Regions from separate parts of the Homo sapiens genome. Here region 2 is linked to region 1. Evidence: chromatin loops called from intact Hi-C (ENCODE). Cell type or tissue: ovary. All regions are shown on one strand. Each heading gives the region's core, and the rest is flanking DNA. Links, peaks and the distances in the headings are about the cores only.

Region 1 (16,252 bases), core at 3,193-11,192:
TACTAAAGAGAGAGAGCCCCCTACAGAAGCCATGACCCTGAGCTTTCAAGGGGCTGATGGAGCCAACACAAAGTAAACCCCGCTCTCTACAGCACATCCGAAGCCTGGAGCAAAAACCTTGGGCTCAGAAGTCAGAACTAATTGGGTTTGAATCCAGTTCTGCCACTTGCTAGTGGAGCTAGTGCAGCTTTGGAACATTTACTTAACCTCTCAGCTCCCTCATCTATAAAGTGGGGCTGTTATATCCGTCTGCCTTGTAGGACAGAAAGATCAAATCGCAAAAGCATCTGGCACATCACATGGGAAGTGTTCGATAAATAGGAGCTGTTTTTTGTTTTCCTTGCTATTATCATTATATATATATATATATATATATATATATATATATATATATATATATATATATATATATATATATATATAATTAGAGACAAGGTCTCATTCTGATTTCCAGGCTGGAGTGCCATGGCACAGTCATAGCTCACTGTAGCTTCAACCGCCTGGGCTCAAGTGATCCTCCCCACTCAGCCTCCTGAAGTGCTGGGATTACAGGTGTGAGTCACCGCCCCTGGCCCTATTGTCATTATTTTTATTTTATTTTATTTTTTGAGATGGAGTCTTGCTCTGTCACTCAGGCTAGAATGCAGTGGCACCATCTCAGCTCACTGCAACCTCTGCCTCTCGGGTTCAAGCGATTCTCCCGCTTCAGCCTCCCGAGTAGCTGGGATTACAGGTGCCTGCCACCATGCCTGGCTAATGTTTGTATTTTTAATAGAGATGGGGTTTCACCATGTTGACCAAGCTGGTCTCGAATTCCTGGACTCAAGTGATCCACCCGCCTCGGCTTCCCAAAGTGCTGGGGTTATAGGTGTGAGCCATCGTGCCTGGCCCTGTTATCATTGTTATTAAAGGTGTTCCCAGATGTGATCATTGCAGAGATCAGCCAATGGGCAGATAAGCTGAGGTGGCCATTTGGGAAAAGCAGAAGGCAAGGGTAGGGGCAAAAGCAGGTACTGGGGGAGAATTCAGAGAGGGTGCAGTGAGTAAGAGGGCTCCTTCCCACTAAGGAGAAGCGCAGCTGGAGGGGCTGCTGAGCATGGCCTCTGCTGGGTCTCCTGGTTCCTGCCACAGAGATCAATGGGAGCTGGGGCCTCTCTCTAGTCATGGATGCCTGGCATTCCATCCTCTGATGCTCCAGACGGAAATCAGGGCCCACTCATTAGCAGGCACCACGTCCTGCTTCCCATTGCTCCCTGAGACACCTCGTTGTATTCTCCAGGGACTCCAGGGAGCCTGGAAGGTTTGAATTTTTCTCCCTTGTGGGCAATCAGACTGGGAAATGTGTTCTGCTAATTGACCTAGAGAGGGGAAACCAAAGCACAGCTTGTGCAAAGACCACACTCCAAGTCACAGGGACAATCCAACAGAGCTGGGTCCAGGATCCCTGACTTCTGCTACCATCCTCAGACACTGACCACAAGGTCTGAGAGGGGATTTAAAAAGATCTCAATAGGCCGGCCTGGGTTGAGGAGTCAAGATCTTTGTCCTCTGGAGGTGAGGCCAGACTTAGCCAGCAGCTGGGAAGAAGGAAGGCTTTTACAAGTCACGTCCCCACTGAAAAAAAAAAAAAAGGCTTCTGTTACATGAGACTGGAGAGAAGCTGGGAGACAGAGAGAGAGGTACTAAGACCAAGACACTGTCCCCTCTGTGGCCTGGGCCTACCTGAGGAGGCCAGTTACCCACGAGCCCCTGCTCCCCAGGGCCCTATCACTAGGAGCAGCTCTCATCACCTCCAAGCCCAAGCAGACCCCCCTTTATCAGGCCCCCTGGCACCAGCCTGTCTGAGCCTCCACCACCTCTGACGCCCAGGACGTTTGTTTTGGTATCTGTGGTGGCTGTAGTCAGAGCATAATTGAAGTTGAAACACCCACTTGGACCCCCTGAAGGATAAACAAGCGGGGCTGGGGCAGCCTTGGAACAGATGTGAAGACAGACATGAAGACAGCAGGTCCAGGAAGCCAGGCAAGCTGGCTGGGAAGGGCCAGAGGGCTGGCGGGAAGGGAAGGGGACCAGGCAGGAGGACAGTGAGGAGGCCAAAGGTGTGCCCACTTCCAGGGCGGTGGTGGCAGGGAAGTCAATACTCGGAGGCCAACTAGAAAAACCTCACAACTCACCCATCCTGGTCTGGGGCTGCCCTCAGGAAGCTGATCTAACGAGGGCATGAGCCTGGCTCTAAGGAAGTGTCTCGTACAGAGGTTCTCAGGCTTTAGGAAGCTTGGTAACAATTCAGTTATCTGGACCTCTTCCCCACAGTTTCCAGCTCAGTAGGTCTGAAGTAGGCACAGGACTTGCACTTGGGGAAACACTGGTCTTCATTGATGGGAATGTCTTGACCTTGCCTTCAGGAGATAGGGCCCTGCCTGGGGTTGGGAGTTCCCATCAGAACCCAGAGGGCCTGTTGGGGTCTGGGAGGGGCACTCCAGAATCCCAGCGGATATCTCCAGAGAGCTTAGCGGTGGGATGTACAGCAAGGACACCTAGGCAAGAACTGCCAAGGAGACACAGAGTTCCAGATGTTTTCCTAGGACTCCCATCTAGGCAGCTGGGGCAAAAGGAGGCCTTCAGAGCCTTGTTCTGCCAGCTTTGCCCTCTAGGCTCAAGGTATTTAAAGGACCGGAGCCCGCATCTTTGCTGGAAAGCAGCTCACTGGCTGGGTAACAAGGCAAATACTCTGCATCCTCTACACCATCCCAGTGCAGGCTCCGCCCTGCCTCAGTAGGTGATGTAAGGTGTGTGGGGAGGGGGTTGTGGAGGGGTGAAGGGCTGGAGGGGCACTCTGGCAAGCCCAGTGTTGCAGCCACAAGTCTCCTGAATCTTAGGACCCATTTGTATCTCTGAGCAGCTCTCCACTCTACATACAGGAGTGGGAGGAGACAGTGGGCCTGTGCGGGGACAGGTGTTCTTGATGGACTGGGTCTAAGCAACTCACAGTGCTGCATGTGTGCAGTGAAACAGATCCTGAGGGCGGGGCTTGCTGGCCCCCAGCTGACCACAGTACACAGTAGCTCCTGTCTTGGCTGCCTCCGAGAGTGCCCCAGCCAAGAGAGAGGGGTTGGGATGCAATGGATCAGAGCCTGGGAAGGACAGCCTGAAAGTCAGGCTGCAGGGGTGTTGGGCCAGGGCCAGGGAAGTCCATCTGGCAGCACCCACACCCTCTGGGGTCCCACTTGCCCACATACACCTGGGCCCCAATTTCCTCTCCTGAGACCATCCCATTTGAGGATGTCACCATGAGTGGTTTGATGTGTGAAGTGGGTCCTGTACTTTGGTCCCCTGAGGCTAAGAGCTCTCCCTGTCAGCAAGACCCCCTCTCCACCCACTCCCCATCACCCTCCGCTGGCGGATTCCCACCTTCCCAAAGGCATTTCCTTACCCAAATGCAGCCTCCCACCTCCCTGAGCTACTGTCCTGGGTATCAGGGCTGCCATCTGGTGGCCATTGCCATAACTACTGCCACCACCTTTTCCTGAGGCTGAGGCCATTTCAGAGGTGTGGCCAGAGAGCAGCACAGACCCCAGGGTAGGACAGGGAGCTGGGAGAGGCAGGTCTTCTGCCCCCGTGGACACGCCCACATCCTGCTTCCGGTGATGGGGAACTCCCAAGAGTTGGCCTTGATTGGCGGGAGAGTCTCTCAGGTGGTGAGCAGGAACTTCCAGGTAAAGGCTGGAAGGCTTTACTCTCCCGGAGCCTTAGGAAGCCCTGGGGCCACCCAACAGCCTCCTCCGCCCCATTCTGCCCTGTCTCTCCTGTCCAGAGCTGGAGAGGCGAGGCCGCAGCCCTGTTTCCTGGAGCTGAAGAGGTCCTATATATGCTCCTGGGGGGACAGATATTCTTGCATGGGGGTCCCCACTCCCTATCATCCTCTCAATCCCATGCCTGTGGCTCCATGCCTTGACCCACCAGTGAACACAACTAGGTGGACCCGGAGGTCTGAGGATTCACCTTGGAGATGGGAGGATGGAAGGCCTCATTACAGGATTCCTTCGCAGCCCAGCCACAGTGAATAATTTATGTACAAGGCGGAGAAGACAATAAATCAGCGGCAGTGATTAACATGAGCTATTCTACGCGTGGAAAAGATCTATGGCAGGAGGCTGCCAGGTTGCTGGTGATTAATGCCACTGTTTGCACTAGCTTCTGGGCCTTTATATTCAATTATGGGCCTGGAGTGTGTGTGGGGTCCTGGGATGGCATGGGGGACACTGGGGGCCCAGAAGGGAAGGCTTGATGCCTAGGACCAAGAGTGAGGTGATGACAGGTGGCAGTCTGACCCGTGGGCACCTTTACTGATGAGCAGGTGAAGTTAGTGGGATGGAGCAGTGGCTGTTTCTGTAATGGGAGTCACTTTATCCCTGGGGTCACTTCTAAATACTAGTCAAGGAGGTGCCTTGGTAAGTGGGCACAGGTGGAAGGAGGTATCCTTGGGAAAACCTGACTCTTCCAGAGTCAAGGGTTGGGTTTCTGAATCCCCTGCCTGCCCTGTGCTGCCATGGCCACGCTGCTAGGAGTGCAGGAACATCAGCCAGCCAGCCTGGGGTGGGGTCGGGGTGAGGTCAATGCTGGAAAAATTCCCCCACTGGCAACAGAGCCAGGGAGCCGGGGCCTGTCTCCACACTCTAGGGAGGGATGGCGGCAGGAGGGCGGGCTGGAGAAGAAGGCTCTGGGGTCTCTCTTCCCAGCTGATCCAGGAAGCCCGGGGAGGCCTCCTCCCTGGATTCCCACACTTGGGCCCCTTGTCCTCAGCCAGCTCCAGCTGGCCCCCGTCAATGCAGGGGCTCCAAAGACTAGTGGCGGCTTCGGGGTTAAGCGATTTCCCCCTGCCCAGCCCCCGCCCCAACCCTGGCTCCTGTCAGCTCCTTTCTTGTCTTCCTCCTCCTCCTTCTCTTTGGTGACCTCTGTGCAGTGTGGCTCTGCCTCCCCACAGAACCCCAGGGCTGTCATGAGGCACAGGGTTGGTATGGGGGAGGTGGGCTGACAGCTGGGCTCAGGGACCCTCTAGGCCAGGCTGGACTGAGGGGTGTGGAGAAACCACCCCCGCCTCCCTGCATCCTGGCTGGGAGCCGGCTCTTTCATTCTACCCACAGACCAGTGCTTCGGAATTCCAGTCCATGGTGGGAGGACATGCTGAAGGAAAGGGAGAAGGGAAGCTCAATGCCCTGGCCAGGGTGGGAGAGGGCACAGGAGGGGGCTGGCAGGGGCAGGCCAGAGTTTCTGGCTGAAGAGGGAAATCTCTGGTTCATCTCCCCCACCCCTCCTGCACACCTCAAGGCTTCTCAGGGAGCAGTTCTAAGTCCAATGGTGTGTGTCTGTGTGTGTGAGCCTGTGTATGAGAGTCCATATGTGTCTCTGAAGAGTGTCTGGCCCGTGGCTGTGTGTGTCTGCGTGTCTGAGCACTGCTGGGTCTCATGAGGGCCTGTGTGGGTGGGTGGGTGAACACACAGGCTTGAAGCTGACCCCCTCCCCGGGGCCCAGCTCACAGCCCTGCCTAGCCAGCCTTCCCCCACAGCAGTCTTCCTCAGCCCCTAATCCCCTGTTTGCCTGGCTCATCCCTAGGCTCTTTGGGACTCCATTAATGAGCCCCGGCCACCCCAAGACAAGCCCCGAATTAACTCCACTGCTGACCCTGACATGGACACCTGTAATTAGGCCAGCAGCAGCTGAAGCAGAGAAGCCCCAGGGGCTCCATGGGGTGAGGGCAAGGCTGGGCTGGGACAGGGAGCCTAATGCTCAGGAATGCTCTAAAAGCTGGGCCTGGCTCCAGGGCCTGCCACCCGGCTCACCTCTAATACCGTCCAAAGCCTCCCAGACAGGGCTCCAGGGGGATTACCTGTGGAGGGGCCCTGAAGGTGGGCAAGGCAGCTCAGCAGGCCTACCGTGCCAGCTCTGGGGGGCGGCCTTCAGAAGGAGAATGCTGCCCTCTTGGCCTTAGAGCCCAGCAGCCTGGCCACAAGGTCCTCAACAGCCCAGAACCTGTGCCCACGATGGCAGCTACCCAGGGAAGAGCCAAGTGCAGGCTGACTGGCCCATCTCCCTCCCTGTGGCCAGAGGGCCGGCCCCTCCCCTCCCCTAACTTGTTTTGTTTGCACAGTGTGTCCCAGTAGCTCCATCGCATTAACCCCTGACCCTGACTGAAACTCTCCCTCCCTTCTGACAACCGAGTTTACCTAGTGGCTTTCTCAGGCTTAGAGGGGAGGGCTGGCTCCTGTCCCTCCTGTCCCACCCCTCCCAGGGGAAGCTGCGCTCCCTGTCCTGCGTGCTCTCCTTGGGACTCCCCCATCCCGGGAGCTGTCCAGGAGTGTGTCTGAGAGCAACTGAGGTGGCTGAGCTGAGCACCTGGGAGGCAGCCCCTCTGCCGGTTTGACACCGGGGGTAGACAGTGCAATCATCTTCATGTGCAGTCTGGCAATATCTATCAAAAATGTTCAATGAACATGTCAGTTGACCCAACAATTCCGCTTCGAGGAATTTGTCTATATATGTCCTGCACTTGTGCTCAGAGAAATATATCAAGGTATTTTTGCAGTACTGTAAGAGCTAAAGACTAGAAACAGTCTAGGTTTCCATCTGGGGCACAAGCAACATGATTAAAACGTAGCCATATGATGGAATATCATACAGCCATCCAAGAAAACAATGTAGGCTGGGCGCAGTGGCTCACACCTGTAATCCCAGCACTTTGGGAGCCCGAGGCAGAAGGCTTGCTTGAGCCTGGGAGTTTGACACCATCCTGGGCAACATAGGGAGACCCCCATCTCTACAAAAAATGTAAAAGTTAGCTGGTTTTGGTGGTACACACGTGTGGTCCCATCTACTCGGGAGGCTAAGGTGGGAGGATTGCCTGAGCCCTGGAATTTGAGACTGCTGTAAGCCATAATCACGCCACTGCACTCCACCCTAGGTGATGGAGTGATACCCTGTCTCAAAAAAAAGAAAAAAGAAAGAAAGAAAGAAAACGAAAAAAGAAAAAAAAAGAAAGAAAACTATGTGTTTCTGCATGTACACATATATTATATAAATATATCCCCAAAACTCTGGAAAAATAACAACCACATCGATGACAGAGGGATGAGAGGGTCACTCTGTGCTTCTGTATATACAAGAAGGCTTCATCAAACATTCTTGTGTTATTACAAAACAAACAAGAGCTCACAAAAAGAATAACAGCACGACAGTCACTCATCTAGCTGTCTCCCACTACATAGCTCTGGAACCCTCCTAACCATGCTGTTTTTATCCTCATGTTACAGAAGGTGAAACCGAGGCTGAGAGTGGTTATGCAACGTCCCCAGTCATTCAGCACACACAAGTCAAGCCATGCCCTAAAGCTCAGAGATTGTCCGTGCCATCTCTCCTTGAAGATGACATTTCTTCCATGTTCTGAGCCTCTTCAAGGGTGTGGGCATTGGGGCTGAAGTTAATGATTTTCCCCCTGGACTTCTATGAACAGCACAGAGTAAACCCTTTCCCTTCCTGTCCACTTCACCACCTCCAATCCCCAGAGGAGCTGCGCGGGAGCCCAGCCAGGGGTGGGTGGTGCCAGAAGCCAGTGCAGCTTCTGGCCTTGGCATGGTTGCCAGCTTCCCCATCAGCTGCTCCTGCCAGTGAGAGCCCACTACCCGTTCCCCGCGAACAACCCCCTCCTCGCCACAGAGCACCCCCTTAATTACACTTAATGGCAAAGACCATAAGAGCTTTATTAACTTTATTATGGACCCAATTAGCAGTTAATGCCCCATGACTACTGTCCCCCCCAGTATCCCATTAAACAAAATGAAGCAGTCTTCCCTGCTTCCCTGCTGGGTGGGGCCTGAGGGGACAGGGAAATCCATCTTCCTGGGCCTGATTCTGCCCCCTCAGGCCCACTGGACACCAGCTCAGGCCCTGGAGCTTCCCGGGGACTAGGGCTGGGCGCTCGGAAGACAAAGATTAATCAGCAAGTATTTTGGTGCCAGCCATTGAGCCCACTCACCCACACACACATCCACACACATGCACACATGTGCACACGCAGACACACACACTCACATATACACAAAGCCTGGCTGATGTCCAAATAGCCCCTGTCTCAAATCAAGGATGTGGAGATACACATCCCTCAAACGCAACCCTATCTAGCGCGCCAGCATTCTCCAGCCTCGTCCAAGCAATCTTCAGAGCTGGGGTGCTCATGTTGAGGGCCTCTGCCTGGACTTGTCACAGTGAGAGATCAGAGAGCTGGGAGGTGAGAAGACTGAGGGCGAGGAAGGAGAGCCTCTTCCCTGAAGCCCACACCCTCACCACACCCCAGGCACTTCCCCACTCTGGCTGATTGTTTCAAATATTTATTCAGCACCACAATGTGCCAGACACAGAGCTAGGCCCCCTCTGCCATCTCACTTGGGCATCACAACAACCCAAGGAAGTAGGTGTGATTTCTCCCAATTTACAGACACAGAAACTGAGGCACGGAAGGATCAACAGGTTTAGAAACAGGTGTTCTATGTGATTTGCCTGAAAAGATCTCTCCTCTCTTTTTCCCCAGCAACCCACCTTGCCCCATCCTGAGGCAGAGGAGGCAGAGATCACAGACAGCATTCTCTCCATTACCTACAGACGGAGAATTAAAGCGCAGAGAAGCTGCGAGGGACAATTGTGGTGATCATGACAAGACAGCCCTCGGGATCTGAATCCACATCCACCTTGATGGGTTGAGAGGACTAGAAACCAGAGAACACCCCCATCTCTAATGCCGCAAGAGGCCCCTGATGCAGGATCTTGCAGGAATAAGAAGGCTCCATGGAACGGGACGAGGCAGGAGCAGAGAGGAGCCATGATACGTTAACTCTCCCAGTCACCCCACTGATCAAAACCTTAAGACTTGAGGATTCTGGTTCCTTGTGCTGGGGGTCTCCATCTATCCCCACTCAAGCACAAGAACCACCTCAAGATGGGACAGGGACTTGGGTCCCTCCATCGGCTTTGGTCTCAGATAAGGAAGAAACATTATGACTGACAGGGCAGAATGGGTGGCTGCCCTGAGCAAGGGGGCGGGAGCCCAGGAAAGGAAACCCTTGAACCTTTGCTTGGAAACAGGCTCCTTGTTCCTGCTCCCCCTCCCCAGGGCTGCGTCATCCTGGAAGCAACCACTTGAAATGGGTCCTAGGGAGCCTGGGAGAGGGGCTGGCCTAGTTCCAGCCTCCAGCGCCTGGCGCCTCAGACAGGCCCATGTCCCCAGTCCTCCTCCAGCCTAGCCCCAGCTAGGGTCAGGAGGTGACAGGGAGAGTTTTCCTCTAGGCCCTTCTAAGTCAGGATCCACTCCCACCCCAACACACACCCAGCATGGCACCCCTCCAATTGCTCCATCCCTGGGGAAGGCGGGGGGCATGGGCAAGTCAGCACTCTCTCCTTTCCCAAGAGGCCATGGGGCCTGGGGAGGGGGCAGAGCCTACTCCCTGGGGTTACTTGAGGGCAGAGCACTGGGGAGCCTCCCCGAGTGGGGCCCCCACTCTTCCCTTTGCCCCGGATGAGTGTTCTCTGACACCAGGTTCCCCGCCCCACCCTCTAAACAAACAGAAGCATCACCCTCCCCACCCTTCTCAAACCCAGAAGGATCTGGTGCCCAGGTCACCTCAGCTGGAGAAATCCAGAATCCGCCTACGGAGAACACTGAGGAACCTTGGTGGAGGCAGGGGTCAGAGGGGACAGTGACATTTGAGGGCCTTGGGGGAAAGTTAGCCTATGCTGAGCTGAGGCTCTGGCTAGGGGCCCAGTATTGGCTTTGCTATTTCCTGGCTGTGAGAGCTTGAGTGAGTCTTCCAACCTCTTTGAACTTCAGGTTTTCATCTGTAAAATGGGGCTGATCACAGAATTTGCTTCATAGGGCTCTTTGCGAACATTAAAGTAGTAATGTATAGAAAACCTTTAGCCAGTTTCTGGCACTAGTCACTGTTACAGCATTGCTGTCTGTAGCGACGGGGTGGTCCCTGATTGGTAATAATGAAAATGATAATAGGGAATACTGAGGGCATCACAGGGGCCATAGCCCCTTCCACGAACCCTGTGCCTGGTTCTCACTGAGCATGGAAGAAAGAACTCACAGTTCACATCAGCCCTCCAAGGCCCCCACTACTAGCAGCTCACCCTGGCATAACAATTTCAGAGGACTGACGAGGCCCTGGCTCACTCCCAGCAGTCCCTAAAGGTGCCCAGCACATCTTCTTACCTATTTACCTCTCTCTCCCTCTCTTGTCTTCTCCCTTCCTTTCCCTGGAGCAAGGAGGGAAAAAGAGATATCAGAATTTGAAGGATGTGAAAATTAGCCAGAGCTGAGAGAGGTGTCAACTTCAAGGGGGCTCCCCCATCCCCACCCCTTCTCTACTCAAACGGTGGTGTTTCCACAAGTCTCTGCAGGGAGACCCCCACCCCCTAGGTGTGGACTGACACTGTCAGGTGGGAGGAGAGAGAAGGAGGAGAGAAGGCTGCCCAGGAAGAACAGCAGCCCCAGCCCAGGAGTCTGTGCCCAGGATGGGACCTCCACCCAAGCCACACAGAGCTCAGGTTTGTGGCTGAGGCAAAATAGCCCGGAGGAGGGGATCTGTCTCACCTTCCTGATTCCAGCTTCCCTGGCCACAGCTGAACGTGTTGGGGCCAAGCTGGCTGACTTAAGGACAATTCTTTTCCCGAGAGTTGAGAGGGATCTAGGGCACTGTCCTTTATCCCAAAGTACCTTTCCAGCCCCACCTCTGGCCTGTCTGAAGGTCTTTTTGGAATTCCTGCCTCGATTTCCCCACCTCTCAAAGAGTGCCATGAGCTGGTCCTTGCTCTACCTTCTGGGAGTGGTCAGAGGAGCAGTGGGTGGGAGCTCCGGGAGAGGAAGCCCTGCCGCAGGAGCCCGTCCCCTCATCCTGTCTCTGTCATCGTTAACAGCCGTAATTATTATTACTTGGAGAGACAGACCAGAGGTGGTCAGGGACATGGTTGGGGTGAATGAAATGAAAAAGTCCTGGGTACGTGCCGTCTCGCCAGGTTAATACTCCTGCCTGTCGGCCTGACAGCTGCAAGATTGATTACCCAGGCCTCCCGCTCTTTATAACTCGATCAGTTGAATTAATCTCTGGCTGTCGGCCCATCTGATGCCTGAATCACAAATTTAATTTGGAGGTGCACAGCTCCTCCCCCATTCCGTCTCCCCCTTCCTCCCAGCTTCCCCCCTTCCTCCCCAGCTCATCCCGTCTTCCTCCTTCCTTTTCCTTTCCCGTTTCCTCCTCTCTCCTGCTCCACAGTTTCCTGTTCCTCTCGCTCTTCCTCTTCTCTGCAGCCTTTCAAGGCCCTCAAGGGGACAGTGGGTGGAGAGGAAGGAGGGAGAGGGGGAGTGGGTTGCCCTGAGTCAGCAGCCCCCTACCCAGACCAGGAGAGGGGTCATGTGCCCCCACCCACCGGGCGAGGTGCCCACCCCAGCATGCTCCACCCCAAACAGAGAAAGAGGCTTGGCTGACACTAAGTAAGACATATTAATGTACTAAAGACTTAATGAAGTTGGGGCGGGGGGGTGAGGGGTGGAAAGTGATTGCTTTATTAGTTTATGGCCGATTAATGGGGACGCCATTACTGTGATGGAGATGGATTGCTGCTGTCAGCAGCCTGGGCCGGGGCGGCCGCCGCTCCTTTCCACGGGTGGTGGGTGCCCCAAACAGAGTCAGAGAGAACTTCATTAGAAGCATCTACAGGATCCCACCTGGGAAGGGCCCAAGGCTAAGCTGGAAGGATGGCGACAGGGACTCAGCTCTAGGCTTTGGAGGGGAATTCCAAGGGGTCAGGGGCTGGGAGCTGACATCAGTTGGGATGGGGCAGTGGGGCTGTGCGGTGGCCTGGCTCTGGACCTGCACATGCGAGGGGTTCCATAGTCACCTGGGGAAAAGGAGGAAGGAAGATAACCACAGAATAACCAGTGCCCACTTGACCTGCCTGAGACACCTTCAGGATGAAGGGAGTGGAGAACAAGGGAAGCGGGCCCCATTCTTCTGCCCTTCCTTATTGGGAGCAGTGCACAAAGACCTGGGCCCACCAGCCCAGAGGAATGGGCAACCCACCAAGCAGCAAGGCTGCCTCTAACACTAGAATCCCCAGCTCCAGGGCCAGGGACTTCCCATACTCTCTAAGTAGATAGAGGTGAAAACCACATTGCCTCAGTTACCTCTGACCACTGCCCCCAGGCAGCCAATGGGAAGCAACGCCAAGGAAGGCGAGGAGTGGACTTCGGGGAGAGCGGACCTGGCAGACACCACCCAGCTCTGGGCTTTCTCCTTCAGGACTGGAGGTCCTGACACTGGGCAAGCTAACCCAGACACACCCCATCCCTTCATGCCTCCTTCTGGGACCCTGTTTTCTATGAAGAGGGAGAGTAAATGCTGGACCCAACACAGCTCTGCTTCAAGGGGCTGCTTTCTATTTGGAAGTCTCTAGGTTCCTCCAGACCTCAGGGTCTTCTATCAACTCCTGTCTCTCAGGCATATATGACATTTTGGCATGGCCATTTTGATGCAAAAACATTAAACTTTCAGGATTTTAAAAAATCAAGTTATGTGGCCAGGCATGGTGGCTCACGCCTGTAATCCCAGCATGTTGGGAGGCTGAGGTGGGAAGATCACTTGAGGTCAGGAGTTCGAGACCAGCCTGGCCAACATGGTGAAACCCTGTCTCTCTACCAAAAACAAACAAAAAAAAGTAGCTGGGTGTGGTGGGTGGGTGCCTGTAATCCTAGCTACTCGGGAAGCTGAGGCATGAGAATTGCTTCAATTAGGGAGATGGAGGTTGCAGTGAGCCAAGATTGCACAACTGCACTCCAGCCTGGGCAACAAAGTGAGAGTCCCTCTCAAAAAACAAAAAAATCAATTGATGTTCAAAATAGACAGTGCCAGCCCCTCCCTAGCGCCTACTCTGTCCTGAGGCCCTCCCAACCCAAACCCCATTTTGAGAGGCATCAGGGATGAAGATGGATTCCATATGGGCTCAGAACCACAGCCTGTTGACCAAAGTACATAGTACCACAAACACATTTTGATGCAAGTTAGGCAAAACAATAGTGGCAAAATGATAGAGCCAAAATTCCCTCTTTGGCCTCTTTGCCTGTTCCTCACCATGTGTGTAATTCTCGCTGAGTGTGTGTGCCCCACTTACAATGAGTTACTGTACATCCAAACGCCAGTCCATGAGTCATGGCTAGCACATGGTATCATGTGTCTGCATGCCCTACAAGGGCCTGTATCTGTGTATGCTTGGGTGTCCGTCCTCATCAAGGTGCGGGCACTCCCTGCTGGGCACCGTGGTCACCACTCTTTGCCTGCTCAGGCCAAGGACCAGCAATCGGTTTAGGGGTCATCACCCAGGCACACCCCCCAAAGGAAGAGCTACCTGCTCACACTAACTGGGAAATAAATACCCTGTTTCTGAGAGTAATTTAATTATTGGCTCCTGTGGACTAGTGGGTAATTAAATTCCGTAGCTCCCAAAGTAATTAATTGCTATGCAAATAGTAATGCCCTCTGCTTTGGAGAGAAGGATCCCGGCCTGAGTTTGCCCTGCAATTAGAAGCTAATAATTACCCTGTCAGTTCCCAGCTTTTGCCGGGTAATTACCTGCTGAAGCCCCACTGGTCACTGAGGGCTATTCCCATCAACTGCCACTGTAGCTCTGGCTCTGGTGGCCCCAAAAAGCCAGAGCAGGGGACCCCCAAGAGTGCTGGTTAATCCTGAGGTTCTCCCCATCCTACACCATGTCCACAAGCCCCAGGAGTCCCATAGAGACACACTTACTTCTGACCATGGGAAACTCAGGATGGGATCTCCTTAGCCTCCCTTTGCTAAGGAAGAGGTGCCCCATCTTCTCAATGGCTAGAATCCTGTCAGATAGGTTCACCCAGGCTGGAGTGCAGTGAGCCGAGATCAAGCCACTGCACTCCACCTCCCAGGTGGAGTTCAAGCCACTTGAACCTCCACCTCCCAGGTTCAAGCAATTCTCCTGCCTCAGCCTTCCGAGTAGCTGAGATTACAGATGTGCACTACCACACCTGGTTAATTTTTGTATTTTTAGTAGAGACAAGGTTTTGCCATGTTGATCAGGCTGGTCTCAAACTCCTGGCCTCATGTGATCTGCCCTCCTCAGCCTCCCAAAACAAAGCAGGCATTTTGCAGCTTCCGCACACCTTCTCCCAGGTACTCAATAAACACTAATCTAGGTCCTGCTGTAAAGGGGCTTTGAGGATGTAATCAAAGTCCCTAATCAGTTGGCTTTAAGTGAGGGAGGTTATCCTCCATGGGCCTGACCTAGTCAGATGAGCCTGTAAAGGGTCAGGGCTCTCCCTGATGAAGGATGCTCCAAACAGCAGCTTGGTGTAGAATTGTTCTCCCTTTGCTAGGTTCTCCCATCCCGACTGCCTGTGGACAGCAGCTTTGCTAGCACCCAGGGGGTTCCAGCTTGTTCCTGATCTTTCCTTCCTGACTGCTTGCCCTACAGATATCAGACTTACTTAGCCAACCCACACAATTGCATCAACCAGTTCCTTGAAATAAAATTTGGTATGTATTTAATAAAATTTATTTTATTATTTTTAGAGACAGGGTCTTGCTCTGTCACCCAGGCTGGAGTGCAGTGGTGCAATCACAGCTCACTGCAGCCTCAAACTCTCAGGCTTAAGCAGTCCTCCCACCTCAGCCTCTTGAGTAGCTGAGAGGTGCACACCACTGCGCACCACTGCAGGTGCACAGAGGTGCACACCACTGCAGCAAGCTAATTTTTATTTTTTATTTTTTGGTAGAGATAGGGTCTTGTTATGTTGTCCAGGATAGTCTCAAACTCCTGGCTTCAAGCAGTCCTCCCACCTCTGCCTCACAAAGCACTGGGAATACAGGCATGAGCTAACATGTTTGGCTCCCCCAAATTTTTTTTAATGAGCCAGGTGTGGTGACACATGTCCGAAGTCCTAACTACCTGGGAGGCTGAGATGGGAGGATCACTTGAGCCCAGAAGTTCAAGGCTGCAGTGAGCTATGGTTACACCACCGCACTCCAGCCTGGGTGACAGAGCAAGACTCTCTGTCTAAAAAACAAAACAGGACGGGCATGGTGGCTCATGCCTGTAGTTCCAGCACTTTGGGAGGCTGAGGCAGGCCGATAGCTTGAGTTCAAGAGTTCGAGACCAGCCTGGCCAACATGGTCAAACCCTGTCTCTAATAAAAATACAAAAATTAGCCAGGTGTGGTGGCGCATGCCTGTAGTCCCAGCTACTTGGAAGGCTGAGGCAGGAGAATCACTTGAACCCAGGAAGCGGAGGTTGCAATGAGCCGAGATCACGCCACTGCACTCCAGCCTGGATGACAGAGGGAGACTCCATCTCAATAAAATAAAATAAAATAAAAAAACAAAACAAAACAAAAAAAGTGGCTCACCAAAGATTCCCTAGCTAGTAAGTGGGAAAACAAGGTTTCTAGCCAGGCTCCCAAGTAGATTATAACTGCCCATTCAGTGTCAGGACCTGGCTCCAGGTCCCAAGTTCAAGGTAGGTTATACCTGTGCCCAATGAAAAGGTGCTTGTGGATCTCCCCAGCCATCTCATAACTCTCAAGCATCACTGTGGCTAAGCTGAGTTTTTGTTTCTGACCTGGATCTTGTCCCCTCTATCAGCCTCCTGGCCCTTTGTTCTGGGTTCTTATTGCTGTCCCTGATTCCTTCCTAAGGAGATGGGCCTGAGAGTGGCAGAGCCTATGTGCCTTCTAGGCTTTGGTCGCTCCCTTTGAGAAACAGCCAGACCCCACCCTCCAGGTCAGAAGTCTTCCAACTGAATCCCTGTGGAATATTGTCCTGATGTAGTCTCAGAGCCGAGGGACTCCCTAGGAAGCCGGATGCTGGGCAGGCTGTGGGTGGAGGGGTAGGGCTCATGGAGACTGACTGAAGGACTCTGAGCCAAGAATGGGTTTCAGGAGTCTGGGAAAGAAGTCTAGGGAGCACAGGGGCTCAGTGAGGGCAAAAATCCTCCCCAGCCCCTCAACTGGTACCTCACAGTTATCTTTCGGGTCTCAGCTGCAGGAAGCTCTCCCTCACCCACATGGGAGGGTAGGCCACATGCTCCGTGTTTCTTCTCTCCCATTCTCCGTCTTAGCCCAGGTGAGCAAAAGGGCAGAAGACCTAGGCAGAGGAAATAGACCTCACAGGTGACCAGC
Region 2 (16,252 bases), core at 5,181-13,180, 54 kb before region 1:
TTGTCCCTCACTTTACTTGTCAACATTCCTTTCCTCATCCAACAGGTCCCAGTGGAGAGAGTCTTGGCTCATTTTAGCTCAGAGGATCTCCCTTAATGTCAGTCAGCTTTGGAGAATCTCAGACTTCAGGTTTTTTCCAAGTCTTGTCTCCTGGTGTCCTGATGACCAAATAATGTGAGGAGGGCTATGTCCCTACATTTCTAACCCCCCAAGATGACCTTGATCTCTGTGGATGATAGAAGGAGCCCAGTAACAACTATTTATTTATTTATTATTATTTGAGAGACAGGATCTTACTCTGTCACCCAGGCTGGAGTGCAGTGGTGTAGTCACAGCTCATTGCAGCCTTGACCTCCTGAGCTCAAGTGATCCTCCCACCTCAGCCTCCCAAGTAGTTGGGACTACAGGCATGTGCCACCATGCTTGGCTATTTAAAAAAATTTTTTTTGTAGAGATGGGATCTCGCTACATGGCCCAGGCTGGTCTCGAACTCCTGAGCTCAAGTGATCCTCCCACCTCAGCCTCCTGAAGTGATGAGATTACAGGCGTGAGCCACCACAAAAATCCTTGATTAAGAACCACTCTGACTTTGCCCTGAGGTAGACGCTGGGACAAAGCTGGTTATAACTCGGCGGGTGGCCTCCAGAAGCTTGAAGTTTAGTGGGAGAAGAAGACAAGTAAATAAGCATTCATATTTCAATGGCAAACAGGAAAAAAAAAAGAGCACTCATAAAACTCCATGATGAATTAGCCGGGCGTGGTGGCGGGCGCCTGTAGCCCTAGCTACTCGGGAGGCTGAGGCAGGAGAATGGCGTGAACTCGGGAGGTGGAACTTGCAGTGAGCCATGATCGCACCACTACACTCCAGCCTGGGGGACAGAGTGAGACTCCACCTCAACAAAAAAACACAAAAAAAAACAAAACAAAAAAACCTCCATGAAGAGGCCAGGTGTGGTGGCTCACACCTGTAATCCTTCCCACTTTGAGAGGCTGAGGCAGAAGGATCACTTGAGGCCAGGAATTCAAAACCAGCCTGGGCAACATTGCAAGATCCTGTCTCTACAAAAAAAATTTTTTTAATTAGCTGGGTGTGGTGGTGTGTGCCTGTAGACCCAGCTACTCAGGAGGCTGAGGCGGGAGGATCGCTTGAGCCCAGGAGTTCAAGGCTACAGTGAGCTATGATCCCATCACTGCACTTCAGCCTGGGCAATAAAATGAGACCCTGTCTCTTGAAACTAACTAACAACTCCATGATAAGTATGATGAGAGGAATGGGCATTTTGGGAGCTGGGAAGAAAGCCTAATTTGGCCCCAAGCACAGGAAAGCTTTTACAGCAGATGAGTAAGAATTCATGGGTCCCATAAAAGAGAAGCTATTCCAGACAGAGGAAATGACATGTACATGGCCAAGGAGTTATGAGAGGGTACAGTGCACTTGGGTAGACACAGAACTCGAGGTGAGAGAGGAAGACAGGGGCCACCAAAGGATTTTTATCTTTACTCACATGGAAAGACATGAAAGATAGGTCATCAAATGAAAGGCACAAGTCACATGAGACTGTGTATAGGGTGATCCCTTTGTACTCTGTGTTAAGGTTATACCTGCATATGTACATGCATGTGAATGTCTGGGAGATGACTGGGAGAAAAATGCATGAAATTAACAACTGGGGCCGGGTACGGTGGCTCACACCTGTAATCCCAACAATTTGGGAGGCTGAGGAGGGTAGCTCACCTTGAGGTCAGGAGTTTGAGACCAGCCTGGTCAACATGATGAAACCCCGTCTCTACTAAAAATACAAAATTAGCTGGGCATGGTAGTGGGCATCTGTAACCCCAGCTGTGCAGGAGGCTAAGGCAGGAGAATCGCTTAGAATCCAGGAGGCAGAGGCGGCAGTGAGCCAAGATCGCGCCACTGCACTCCAGCCTGGGCGACAGAGCCAGACTCCATGTCAAAAAAACCACAAACAAACAAACAAAAAAACAATTGGCACTTCTTGGGAGGCAGCCTGAACCAGAAAGAAGAGGGGAGAATAAAAGGGAGAGCGGAAAAAGGGTGATCCCTGTTTTGACTCCAAACCACTTTGTACTGTTTGCATTTGCATATTTTACAGTATTTATATATTATAATAATTTTTTTGAGATGGAGTCTTGCTCTGTTACCCATGCTGGAGTGCAGTGGCACAATCTCCGTTCACTGCAAACTTCATCTCCTGGTGAAGCGATTCTCCTGCCTCAGCCTCCCAAGTGATTCTCCTGCCTCAGCCTCCCAAGTAGCTGGAATTACAGGCACCCACCACCAGGCCCAGCTATATTTTTGTGTTTTTCTTTTTTTTTTTTTTTTTTTTTTAGTAGATACAGGGTTTCACCATGTTGGCCAGGCTGATCTTGAACCCTTGACCTCAAGTGATCCGCCTGCCTTGGCCTCCCAAAGAGATGGGATTATAGGTGTGAGCCACTGAGTCCGGCAATATTTATATAATACTTTAATGAATGAAGTGATATAATTATATTTGCCTTACAGAAAGATCTCTTTCACAAGATTTGGGGAACAGGTTTGAATGTGGGCTGGATACTAGATGCTATTAAGTTACTATTCTGAATTTTAGCCATGTACAAAAAGGTTCTTGGTTTTTAGAGTTAATATTATGATATTTGACTTAAAAGGGTTTCTAAGCCCTGGTGAGGTTCAACAAAAGCTGGACCCCATGGGTTTACCTGTCCTGCCCCTGTGTGAATTTCTCCAGCAGTGCTCTGTGACTTGACCAAGAGAAAACGTGAGGTGGTGATGTGGCTCCACCGGGGTCTATTGGGGCATGAGGTGGATGAAAGGACAGGTGAGGGGTTCTAGGCTGTATGGAGAAAGAAAGGAAAGCCAGGAAGTCCCCAACTGTAGTGAACAGCTGTGTGTGTGTGTGTGTGTGTGTGTGTGTGTGTGTGTGTGTGTGTGGCCGCTCCACATCTAAACACCCTTACCATCCAGGAAGAATCTCCCGCGTTGTGTGTCTTGGAGGGAGGGAGAATCTCATCGGCCACCACAGAAGGAAAAGGCCCAGGGTTTCCTCTCTCCACCCCATCAGCAGCAGCTTATGGACACATGACCCAAGTTGAGCCAATGCGTGATCCTGCCCAGGATGACTCAAAAACACAGGGACAGCCAAAAATATTATTCAACATGGGGGCAATGGGGTTGGGATCACAGTGCCAGCAACACTGAGTGCTCAGTGGCAGAGACACCAGTGGAGACTCCTAGCCAGGATGGTCTTGTGATTTGACCTTGGCTGTATTTGCTGCCTTCCCAGTTCTGCACAGCGATTCTTTGGCATTTAGATTCTATGAGCTACTTAAAATCTTTCCCCAAAACTCCCTTTCTCTTTTATCTTTAGGTAAGCCAAGATTAATACTTTTTGTGCTTACTGCCAAGAATTCTAACTAGCATAAAAATTATACCAGAAAAACGATACCAGGTGAAAGATTATCAGAGAAATGGGGGAAATTGGAATTGGTTATTTGGCTTAGTTAGGGCTGTAGGTCTACTGGGATTCAAGAATGGGAATTTGGTAGCTTATTCCATAGGATGAAAACCTGGCTGGGTGCCTTTAATCCCAGCATCCCGGGAGGCTGAGGCAGGAGTCTGAGCCCAGGAGTCTGAGACCAGCCTGGGCAAGATGGTGAGACTCTGTTTCTACAAATAAAATTTTCTAAAAAATTAGCTGGGTGTAGTGGCGCATGCCTGTAGTCCCAGGCTACAGACACAAGGCTGAGGCAGGAGGATCCCTTGAGCCCAGGAGTTCAAGGATTTACTGAGCTGTAATCACGCTACTGCACTCCACTGCACCCCAGCCTGGTTGAGAGAGCTAGACTTTGTCTCTAAATAAATAAATAGGTAAAATAAAACGACATGTCCACTGAGGACCACGCTTTGGGAGACCATCTTGGATTAGAGTGCTGCTTCTAATGCTATAGGACAGCTTATAGAAATTGGATAACAAGCTCAAACTCTACATTAGCTCAAAGTAATGAATTAAACCCATGGACTTTCAATCATGGCTGAAACTAGACCTTATCTCTTGTAGCATCAGGGCTGACGTAAATGAAAACCAATCTTGAAATCTGACCCTAATGGCTCTTAATGTTAGACAAATCACAGTCCTATCAAATTAGAACATGGATTAGAAAAAAGCAGGACCTCGAGAGTTGGGCTGGGGATATATAAGGGATGTCCAGAAGATTCAGACTAACTCAGGCCCCCCTGTCACTGAGCTTCCCTTACAAGCTTATGCAACTTCTCCCCATGTCGGACAATGCTCTTCGCTTGTCTGATAAGGCTGTGACTTTTTCTGGAGTGCCCTTGCAAGGGGACATCATTTATCCTCATGCCCCACCCTCCAACCCAACATGTTCTTCAGACTTACCAAATCCCAGCGTGCCAACTGGAAAAGCAAGCCTGAGAAGAAAAGTCCCCCATATCAAAACAATTCAGGTCTTTAAAACAGGAACGGGGAAGGCGACAAAGTTTAATTTTCACTGAATTTCATATGTAGGAGCACCTGCCAAAGAGTCTAAGATTGGTTCTAGCATCTGGAGGTGGTTCTGTTTGAAGGAGCAGATAAATGAAAGAAACCTGGACTCCCATGTGCTCAAACTAAAACACCAACTTCAGAGTCTTTGATAAGTGCCCTTACATCATTAAAATCAGCCTGATCTAAAGTTACAATGTCAGAAACAGTATACCCTGAAAGGAACCTGAAAAGTTTTTGTTTGTTTGTTTGTTTTTTGTTTTTTATTTTTTTCAGAAACGGAGTCTTGTCCCCCAGGCTGGAGTGCAGTGGCGCGATCTCAGCTCACTGCAACCTCCGCCTCCTGGGTTCAAGCAATTCTCCTGCCTCAGCCTCCCGAGTAGATTGGATTAGAGATATGCACCACCATGCCAGGCAGATTTTTGTATTTTTAGTAGAGATGGGGTTTCACCATGTTGGCCAGGCTGGTCTTGAACTCCTGACCTTGTGATCCACCTACCTCGACTTCCCAAAGTGCTGGGATTACAGGCATGAGCCACCATGCCTGGCTGAAAATTTCTGAAGACAGGAACACTGGAGAGGATTTATCATGGGCCACTTCACCCAGCCACAATGTCTCTGGAAAGGATCCCAGAAGATGTCTCCTTCTCAAAAAACTTGAAAAATACTTTGGTCAAGGCAATAACAGAACCCCTAAAAAGTGCTTTAGTAGACTGTTCACTGCAGGCCACAGGTCTGGGTAAAGGACATGGTGGGAAAAAGTATAAAGAATAATCTTTTGGGATGGACATAGATTGTAAAAATATTTGTGTTTTATGAAAATGATCACCAAAAATACCTGATTTAAAAGGTTTTTCAGCCAGGCACAGTGGCTCAGGCTTGTAATCCTAGCACTTTGGGAGGCCAAGGTGGGCAGATCACTTGAGCCCAGGAGTTGGGGCAACATGGCAAACTTTATCTCTACCAGAAAAAAAAGGCGGGTGTGGTGGTGTGCAACTGTAGTCCCAGCTACTTGGGAGGCTGAGGTGGGAGGATTGCTTAAGCCCAGGAGGTTGAGGCTGCAGTGAGCCATGATCCTGCCACTGCACTCCAGCCTAGGTGAAGAGTGAGACCTCATCTCAAAAAATAAATAAATAAATGGTTTTTCAAAATCAAGTGGACAAGATAACCTACTCTGGATCTCAGTCAGTCTCCTTCCCGGGCACTGCAAGTCCTGCTCAATGTGCTCTTAAATAAATGGGCCCAAGATCAAGAAGAAAGAAAGCTGTGCATAAACTCAACATCTCCCAAGTCTAAGCTTACTGCAAAATTAACCAATTTGCCAGCAACTGGGATCAGCTTCAAGGCCCCTACTGTGTAGAAACTTACCACAAGATACCTCACTGGTGCCTCTATACCATAACGCCAGCGGCACCAATGAGGTATCTGGTGGTAGGCTTGTATATGCCTTTTCTGAGCGTCAAGCTTCAGCTAATACATTCATTCAAGGCCTTATAATTGTCTAGTTTTCCACACAACATTGCTGTTGACAAGAATACATTTTGCAGTTTTAACAATGGGCTAATATCCACTAGATTCACCTAGAGCCTACATTTCCCAGCCTCCCTTGCAGCTAGCTCTTCTCAAAGGAATGTAAGTGAAATATGCACAACTTTGCAGTCATCTTCTTAAAGAGCTTGCCTTGGAGTTGCTGCCCCCTTTCCTTCCTCTGTCAAGGATTGACACAAGTTTGGAAGGTGGCTGCGGAGAATGGCAAAGCTTCCTCACTAGCCTGGGCCTCCCGATGCCTTCACAGAGCAGAGCTATCTGTCTTTCCTAGATGCAAGAGAAAAAATAATTTATATCTTGTTTGAGCCACTGTATTCTGTGTTATTAGAACAGCCTGGTTTGTCCTTTACGGTAGTGTGGTGCAGTACTTCAGGATGAAACATATGCTATGAGCTGGTACTTAATATTTGCTGCTATTTCCCCCATAGCCTGATTGTATGACCCCAAAAAGAGAGGGCAATACCTTCTACAAGTCCCCAGTGACACCCTCACTTTCTGTGACTCTTGTTTCTACTATATTAGAGTTAGAGTCCCCAAGAGAAGAAAGTTCCCACCAAGAGAAACAATGTTTTCACTGAAATGGGAGCATAAATTCTTACCTGGTCACTTCTGGTTGCTCCTGTCAATGGATGAGCAAGGTTAAAGGAGACTATGGAATTGGCTAGAGCGGTAGCAAGTTCAAGTAGAATGTTTTCCTATACAATGGGGCAAAAAGGAGTATTCATGGAATCACAGGGCTCCCTTGGGGTCCCTTGTAGTGCTGTTATGTCCAGGGGTAAAAGTTAATGGAAGACCACGACAGCCCTTTCTAGGCAGGACCATCAAGGGCTCAGATCCCTCAGGAACAAAGGCTTGGCTCTCTCCAGGATAAAGAACCCAAACCAGCCCAGGTGCTGCCTGAAGGCAAAAGAAACAGAATGGAAAAGGGAGGAGGAATGTCATGAATACGAAATATGCAAAAAAAAAGACAATGGTTTTTACGTCCTGACCTGTTGTCATATTAGACAGTCTATATTTTAACTTCATGCATTTTCTTCCATTCTTATTCCCTTGTAATTGTATTATTATTATTATTATTATTACTATTTTTTTTTTGAGATGGAGTTTCACTCTTGTTGCCCAGGCTGGATTGCAATGGCATGATCTCAGCTCACTGCAACCTCCGCCTCCTGGGTTCAAGCAATTCTCCTGCCTCAGCCTCCCGAGTAGCTGGGATTACAGGCAACTGCCACCACATTCGGTTAATTTTTTTTTTTTATTTTAAGTAGAGACAGGATTTCACCATGTTCACCAGGCTGGTCTCGAACTCCTGTCCTCAAATGATCCGCCTGCCTCAGCCTCCCAAAGTGCTGGGATTACAAGCATGAGCCACCATGCCTGGCCACTACTATATTATTATGTGTGATGATTATTAGCTTTACAATTTAGTCTAATCCACAAGTTGCACAATATTGAGACCAGATTCCAACAGAACTAGAGAAGGAAGAGAACAAAGGTATTGAACTTAGAGCTATGAGGCTTTGGATTGTCAGGAAAGTTGAATATATTTTCTGTCATGAGTGACAGTAACATGTTAGGTGGGAGCATTTTGTGGAGGAAAAGCCTGTAAATTTAGGAAGAAAGGCATATGTGAATATTGGGCAGCCAAAGGGGTGGGTCCCCTCGAGTGGGTCCCCCCACCCTTTTTTAACCTAGCATCTGAACACTTCCTGATAGGGAGACTGTCCTCAAACAGGGTAAATATTGGTGGAACAGTTTTAGCTTTTAATATGGAAGTCTAAGGGACTATGCTCTTCCCTCCCATCTCTGACAACTAGTGCCTGGACACATGTCCTACTCTTAGTGTCGTTAAATGATACTCCATGAGTTTTGAATCTTGAGGGAGTGAAGTGAAGATGGAGGAAAAGTTGGGAAATTACTCTCAGTGATGTTCATGCCGGAGTCTAGCAGCATGTGGTGCTAGCAGCAGTGCCTTAACGAAGCATTCCTGTGTTTCCTGAAACTGATGTTCCTTAATTCCTCAGCCTTCCTATTGATCCTGTAAACTACCGAATATCCCTGGAATCAGTGCATTTTTCTTCTCGGGTTAGCTGGACTCAGACTCCACACACTGAGGGACTGCAGAAAATCAAAGACTCAAGGGAGGAGAGTATTCCCTGCAGTCCAGGGTGGAGAAGCACTCTCTAAACCTTATACAGAGGAGAGGGCTTCTGGCTCCGTATTGGTTGGAGGGGACACTGTTTCCTACAGGCCCATTTTATGGACTCTGATCACAAAGCAGACCCGTTTGTCAGGACAACTGGGGTGGTTATTGACTTGCCAGACCAGTCGCCCAGAAATCCAAAGGAATCAGTCCCCTGAACCCCTACCCTGCCTCCAAGGACCATAAAGTCAGAGAAGTATAGAAGTTTCGGCTCCCTGGGGAGGAGGAGCCAGGGCTGGGTTAGCTCCTCGCCCCGCCCCATAACTCCTGGAGATTCCAAAGATGTGCAGAGGGAGTTGCAGGGCCGACTGTGATGAAGCTTACAGCACTGCCACAGGGAATTTCCAAGTGACAGGGACCCCAGGGTGCTTCTCCTCAACGGAAATTAACAGCACCTGAGCTCTCGTGGCCTTGCCCTTGCCCCGATCCTTCAGGGAGGCTGCGAGCTGGGCAAGAGAACTCCAGGGGGATGGCAGGGGGAGTGTGTGTTTCCCCTTCCAGGTTCTCGCCTTCGAAGTCCGCGCCTTGGAATCGTGCGCCCCATCCTCCGGTCGCAGGGCAAATCCTGACCCAAAGGACCCAGCCCTTTTCACGCTTTTCCTAGCGCCTGCCCTTCTGCTGCTGGCAGCTCCGGATCCGGGCGCCGCGCGGTGCCGGGTCGGCTTCAGCCCAGCGCTGCTCGCCAGCCTCTGCCGCGCAATCGTCAGGCGCCAATTCACTACCGCGACGGGCCCGGGTTGAGCTGGGAAGGGCCTGGTGCCCTGTGCGGTGCCCTCGGAGCCCTGGGGCGGCCTCCGCGTAGTCACGAGGTCTCCCACCTCATTCTAGAAATGAGACTCCGGGAGCCCGTCGGGAAAAGCAAGGGGTGCAAGACCCAGGCGTCCTGGAGGCCGTGGCCCGGGTCTGGGGTCCCAGGAAGGGATCGTCCACAAGCGAACCCCACGGCAGACATCATCGAGGCTCAACCCGCCTGAGACATGTGGCCCTGAAGCTCAGGAATCAAGAGACAGCCCCTCTCTGCCAGGGACGGGGACACCACCACTCAGGCCGCCTCCGCAGTCCAGGAAAGCGCGGCGGGGCCGGTTCCTTGTCCACGCGGTCTGGCGGAGCCCTCGCCCCTGGAGAAAGAGTCAGGTTTGGCCGAATTCTCCAGCTGCTGTGGCGACCGTGGGGTTAGAGTCGCACCACCCCTCGCGGAGCCCTGGTCTGGAGTCCGAGCTGACTGGAGGCTCGAGTCTGGGGACTCGTCAGAGCCAAACAGATGGCTACGGGCTGTGTGTTTTTCCCTGCACCCCTGCCGCGCCCTTCCACACCCTAGAGGGCCAGATTTGGAGGGCGACGGTGCAAGATGTCCCTGCCCTCCGGAAGAGGTTTATATTCGGCCTCCTGGATGCCGGCGGGGCTGCGCTTCAAAATGAGAGCAGATTTCTCGTCTTTTCACAAATCTGGTGAATTACATCTCGGCATCTAGCCCGGCCCGGCCCGGACAAGTCCTTGTGGTGGGGTGTGGGGTGGGGCGCTTCTGGGTCATTTACTAACAAGCCCTCCCCCCGCCCCCCACCAGCTTGCCGCAGGGCACAGAGCGGCCTGGGCACAGTGAGGCTGGAGGGAAGCGAGTTTTTCTCACTTACGGGCTGTCTCCAGCGCATGGCCTGGCACCTCCATGCAGGTGTCCCTTGGCAGCTCAGGAGCTCAGTGGATCTCTGTGAACGTTTGTGCTTGGCTTCTTCTGGAGGTGACACCCCAAGACAAGCCAGGACATCAGGCTGCTGTGTGGAGGGGACAGTACAACCCACCCCAGGGCGGAAGGCTCAGGGATGGCTAGGGGCACCTCCCTGGAACTGAAGGTTCTGCTCATTTAGTGCAAGCAAAGACTCCAGGCCTTCCAAAGATCTGTTTCTTCAGCCCATCTCCCACCCAGACAATCCCATCCCCCTGCTCGACTTTACATGGAGGGAGAGAAGCCAGTCTTGCAGAGTCCAGGCTGAATGGAGTCCCACAGGCACTGGAAACCTTGGGGCTTCTATGGGGTTAATAAATTGGTTCCTCCATATTCTTTTGCCCACTCCTCTGCAGAATTCGCCCCAGGGCAATAATCACAATAACCATACCACCGCTGCGCTGCACCCAATTTCTGGCCTGAGATGGGAAAGGGAGAGAAGTCAAAGCCTGCAGATGTGAAGCCTCTGATTCCCAAAATGGGTACAAGAATACAACTGTGTGTCTGTGAGCTTTCATGGCTGGGCTTGCGAACAGGTGTGCCAATGTGCGGGGGCCGATTTTCTCTGACAGCAAGTGAATGGTGAGGGACCATGAAACCCCTATGCATTTTCCTATGAACCTGTTGGACAGGCCTCCCCAGTCTGTGCAATCAGGTGTGGCCACCTGGGAACAAGGTGATTGCATGTGATCCTGAGATTCCCTAGGCCAAAGGTAAGGGAAAGCTGCCCCTCAACTTCCCTCCAGAAATTGAGGGTCTGGGAATGAGGTGTGGAGGGTAGAGCCCCTGAGATTTGTAGGACTCACCCTGAGGGCCCCAGGAAGTCCTGAGTGTGGAAAACCCAGGCCACAACACCTTGGGCTGCTCTATGCCATTCCTGGAGCATCTGTGAAGAGCCAAGTGCTTTTACCTGAGTTATCTCCTTAATCCCCTTAATCCAGGTTAATTACAGGTTGGTCCTGTAATATGGGCAAGGAAATTGCAAGATCCTAAAACTTAATGAACTTACTCAAGGCTGGACAGCAGAGAAGCCAGGCTTAACATTTAGGCTGATCTTCAAAGACACTTCAACAGCTGCTTGGGGCTGAAAGAGGGTTTTTGGAAGAGGGCAGGTGCAGAAGGAGAGGGGATCTGGCATCAGAGGAGCAGTGCCAGGAACACGGAAAATAGCAGGACATAAAACACTGGGATTGGTGAGGCCTGTGGCATGTGGACAGTGCATTCTAAAATGTCTTATCAATGCTCTGGGAAAAAGAAAAGCCAAAACAGCCTATCAGAAGGGGATATTATTTGTGTCCCTATTTTTCATTTCTTTAAATAAAATGGAAAAATGCTCTTAAGCAAATAAAACAAGATTACAAGTCATGTTTGGCAGGCAACTTTAAAACCCTAGGATTAGATCTTAGATGTGGGGAAGTAGTTTAAGACCTTGATGCCTGAAGCAGTGTCAACATTACCAAAAGATTATTCTAAATGTGCAATCTCATCAAGATTCATCTCATCAGGCCCCATCAAGATCTAATGAATGAGAATCCACATTTTAACAAGATCCTTGGATGATTTTTGCACACACAAAAGTTTAAGACACTGGCAGGGGCTATTTGTATATAAATGAATACACCTTATATAGTATACAAAAGAGCCTTCCAGGGATGTTCCCCTACCCCCACCTCCCGTATCGTGTAGAAGGTGAGGGAAGGAGGCAAGGCCAAGCTCACCCGCTCGGTTCTTTCTTTCTTTCTTTTTTCTTTCTTTCTTTCTTTCTTTCTTTCTTTCTTTCTTTCTTTCTTTCTTCTTTCTTTCTTTTCTTTCGTTCTTCTTTCTTTCTGACAAGGTCTCACTCTGTCACCCAGGCTGGAGTGTACTGTCATTATCACAGTTCATTGCAGCCTTGACCTCCCAGGCTCAGGCAATCCTCCCACCTCAGCCTTCGGAGTAGCTAGGACTACAGCCGTGTGCCACCATGCCCGGCCTAAATATATAGCTGGGGGGGTCTCATCATGTTGCCCAGGCTGTTCTCGAACTCCTGGGCTCAAGCGATCCTCCCACCTTGGCCTCCCAAAGTGCTGGGACTCTAAGTGTGAGCCACCACGCCTGGCCTGCCATACTCTTTCTTTTTATAGTTTGATTGAATCTTACTAAGAGGTCACCAAGAAAACCTCTGGTAACTCCCTGACCTTCAAGTCTCACCCTCCTACCCACCTCAGCTCACTCCCCGATCCTCCAATCCACAGAGCAGATGGACAAGGAGAGGAAGGATTTTCCTTTCTGGTTCTCTGTTCCTTTGACTAATAAAGTGTGATTCATTGGCTTCTATTTTTAACTTTCTGTCAGTTTGAGTCCTTCCATTTTCTTGACCCAGAGAAGGGAGGGGAAGAGGTGAAAGTGCACGGAACCCCCTTCCAATCCCACAAGGCTTCAAGCCCTGCTGGGAAGACGTAGAGTGTGCGCTTGCAGTCAGTGCGGGGGAAGAGGGGGCGGCCACAGAGGCCTGGCAGAGTGGGGCCTGGAAGCCAGGCGCCTCACGGGGAGGAAGGTTCCAGTAGACTGGATGGGACTGAAGGCGATTTTCCCAGAGCTCTAGAGGACAAACACCCAGCCCCCCTCTAGACTAAGAGCTCCCTCCATAAAGCCAAATCTGACAGGAGTCTGGTAGGGTCTCATCTCCAATTCTCACTAATTCCATGATACTCCAGGACTCGGCCATCCCTCTCAAAGACCGTGGCTCTAGAGTTAGACCTCATGGTTGGAATGCTGGCCTCACTGTTTACCAGCCGCGGGCTCTCAGGCAAGCTGCTCAACCTCCGCCTCCCTGGTTCAGGCGATTCTCCTGCCTCAGCCTCTGGAGTACCTGGGATTACAGGCGCCCGCCGCCACTTCCGGCTAATTTTTGTATTTTTAGTAGAAACGGGGTTTCACCATGTTGGCCAGGCTGATCACGAACTCCTGACCTCAAGTGATCCGCCCGCCTCTGCCTCCCAAACTGCTGAGATTACAGGCGTGAGCCACCGCGCCTGGCCCCTGCTTAGTCTCTTTAAACTTCAATTTTCGTTATGTATAAAGCAGGGATAAAAATACCACTACCTCATAAGGTAGTTGCTAGGCATGAATTAGTACTCTTAAAGCATAGTGCAGTGCCTGGCACCAGCATATGCTCCATAACATTGCTCGCTAGTGTGATTATCATTCGTATTTTCCAACCTAGTCAGTAACAGCCACCCCTGCATTTCCGAGGGTGCCACGGAGAATACAAGCTCCCAGAGCCTCGGCTCGAAGTGCCTTGCTACGCGCGGCCCCTAGAGGGCGCCCAGAACTCACTCGTTCTGGGTTTCTGTGACCAAGTCCCAGGTCCAGCTCCCACTTCTGGGTGGCTGCTGAATCACGGCCGCGGCCTCCAGCTTTTGGGTCTTTTGGCTCTTCTCGCAGCAACCAAAGAAATGTGGGTTCTGGGTCCGTAGGGCATAAAACAGGAGGGGCAGGAGCAGCTCCCACCAAAGCCTTTCCCCAAGGAGGCACACAGTGGCAGGGGGCCCCCCGCACCCCTCACAATCTTCTCGCACACAAGGAGGCCAGATTTCCCCAGGCTTTGGGCAGGCAGTGGCGGCCGCTGGACCTTCTGGGCCTTGCTAGGGTCCTCAGCCAGTATCTAAGGTGGCCGCTGCTATCCCCAAGCTCAGCCTTAGGCACATGGGGTTCCCTTACCACCCGAGCTGCAGGGCTGGAACCTGAAGCCAGCTCCTAAGACAACCCCCACCCCCAGGCCAGCTGGGAATGGAGTTAGATCCTCCTCTGTAGGGGCTGGGGGAGGAGGGAAGGAGAGGAGGGGTGTCCAGGGGTAACCACTTACAGGAGGTGGCCTGGTCAGGTGTGAGCTTGCACCAGCAGTGCAGGCTCTGTGTGTGCCTGGCACAGCACACCTGTAGCTCCCCTCGTGTAACACTGCACACCCTGATTGTTGCATAGTTGAAGGAGGTATGTGAGGTTGTACCCAGCAATGCAGGCTGTGAGTGGGGGCATGTGAATTGTACCCACCCCTCAACAAAATGTAGGTACCCCATCACTCCCTGGAACTCACCCAGCCCTTCCTCACACCCCAACCTGCCACCCCTCACCCCTATCATGCACAGTCTTTGGAGTCTGCTCTGAGCTCCTTGGAAAACCTGACCTGACTCCAGCCTCTGCTCAGCCTGTTCCTATCAGATTCTCCAGGATAAGACATCCAGGTGAGGGTTCCGGGGTGGGAGGGGCCTCCCTGGGCCAACCAGGCCAGAGCTGAATGGGGGCAGAAGGCATTGGATGGGCCCTTTTGAGCCACGCAGGGAACGTGGTGGCAGCTCCTGCCAGTTGCTTGGCAACAGCCTGGCTGTGGAACTTCAAACTCTGAGCTGATCTGGAGGGTCTGGGGGCCCTGGTAGGGAGCAGGACTGGGGGGCTGTGTGGGAGTGACACATAAGTGTGAAAGTGGGCATGAGGGCAGCAGAAGGAGTAAAGCATGAGGGAGGAGGTCTCCTCTGGCACCTGAGCTGAAGGGCCCTCAGGGCAGCCCCAAGGCCGCAGCCTCCCGGTTGCCCTGCAGCCTGGCTGCTGAGTCCCAGCTGCTTCAGCTGGCTAGAGGTCCTTACTTAGTTGTCTCAAGCACCTGAAGCCTACCTTGCCCACCTGCGAGTCACTCGCCCCACAAGCAGGGCACCCATCTGAGTCCTGTGCCCAGGGCAAACCCCACAACTGCCTGGTAGTGGAGCCACGACAGGGCAGTCAGTGCTCAGGAGGTGCCACACAGCCCCCAAGCACAGATGCGGCCACACAAAGCCGCTATTATAGTTAACAGGTTGAGCCAGATTCTCTGTGTGCCACCCACCGCACTGCACAGGGCCTCTAGGACCCCATCCCTGCCTGGGTTCCTGGGGCCCCTCAGGCCGCCACCCACTCAACCAGAGGGCCAGATCTGAGGGGCAGGGCTCGCTGGCCGCAGGAATTTGGTGATTGCCGTCGGTTCTGAAGCCAAAGAAGGAAGCAGACCTCTCCGCGCAGGCAGGTTTGTTAATTCCCCTTCTCTCCCGGCACCTCTGCGAACAATTATTCCGATCGTTCTTTTTCTATTTTTGAACAGAGACGGGTCATTTCCGGCAGGGGAGGTAGAGGGAGAGTTTCGAGCTTTCTGTTGTGAGTAGTTGGCCTTGACTGTGACCCTCGCAGCCCCCCTCCCCTCCAGCCTCCGCCCCACTTGGGACGGAGTTTGCGGGTCCAGCCGCCACACCGGCCTTTCTCCCTGGCCGCGGCGCTCGGCGGACGCGGGATCCGCTGAGATTCCGTCTCAACGAATTCCGGGCGGAGAGGCGGGAGTCCTGCGTGTCCCGCCGCGCCGCGGGTCCCAGCGTCCCCAGGAGTCTGGCATCCCCGGGAGGCCTAGCCCAAGGGCAGGAGAGTCAGCGGGGCCCTACTGAAAGTGCACGACCCGGGCAGCCGGCGGCCGAACAGCTCCGGGAGCAGGCGAGCGGTATCCGGGAAGCTCAAAGGCCGCCCCCCGGACGCCCCAGGCCCCAGCGCTGGGATTGTACCTACCTGCGGAATGTCCTCTTCTGCATGAGTCCGCGTCGAGCTGGGCAGGGTCCGAGAGCTGCCGGGCTGAGGGCTCCGGCCTGCATGTGCTCTCCGCGGTTAGTGAGTGTGAGCCCTGTGATGTTCCTGAAGATGGGGGCTGGGGGGGAGGGAGGGTAGGAGGTGTTTTGGGGGACAGGGGTGTTGGGCCTAACTGTGCTCAAGAGAGGATGGGAGCGGGGGTGGAGAGCCCAGGCTTGGGAGCCAGCTTGGGGCTGCTGTGTTTGGGCCGGCCAGCCGCTCCCCACCTAACCCCTGTTCCTCTGTTAGGCAATCTGTGTCCAGAAAATGCTCGGAGTTCTCCGGACACAGCAGCCTCTAGAGGCGGTCTTGGGGAATTGGGAGGCGGGAAGAAGGCCACAGTCTCCCCTGGGGTCCTGCTGTGTGATCTGCGCCGGCCGGGAAGCATTGATCTTGAGTCCAAAAGAGGAGAGAAATCGCACCCCGAGAAGAAGGCGCGAGCTCGGTGGCTCCAGTCCTGCGGGAGCAGAGGGGACAGCAGACCTGCCCAGGTAGAGGGAGACGACTTCTGAGGTGCTGGAGGCTATTTCTGGATTTTGCGCGGCCTGGCGCTGGGTGCCACAGCCGGTGAATGCGGGAGACCTGCAGCAGACCCGGCGCTGCCGCCAGAACCTGCTCACTACGCTCCACACAGCTCGTCAG

Evidence for each region. A loop is a pair of places that touch in the nucleus more often than their neighbours do. Peaks named below come from ENCODE experiments on the same cell type or tissue, not always from the same donor. Only the 100,000 strongest peaks of a DNase experiment are listed, where the experiment ranks them.
Region 2: it touches region 1 in a loop (4-fold over the local background); 98 of 110 quality-filtered maps call a loop at or near these places.

Annotation. Positions count from the first base shown.
Region 1 is chr10:101,083,032-101,099,283 of GRCh38, reverse strand. TLX1NB (TLX1 neighbor) reads left to right here. Exons shown (of 3, transcript NR_130723.1): 3 at 8,582-9,963. Among named protein-coding and RNA genes, the nearest start is that of KAZALD1, 29 kb to the right of the region's middle. RefSeq lists an enhancer at 3,645-3,764. In ovary, for the core only: no CTCF peak of the experiment used is centred there; no DNase peak of the experiment used is centred there.
Region 2 is chr10:101,139,462-101,155,713 of GRCh38, reverse strand. It overlaps a transcript of TLX1NB not described here. Among named protein-coding and RNA genes, the nearest start is that of TLX1, 16 kb to the right of the region's middle. RefSeq lists an enhancer at 12,428-13,232. In ovary, for the core only: no CTCF peak of the experiment used is centred there; DNase peaks (open chromatin) are centred at 9,471 and 9,803.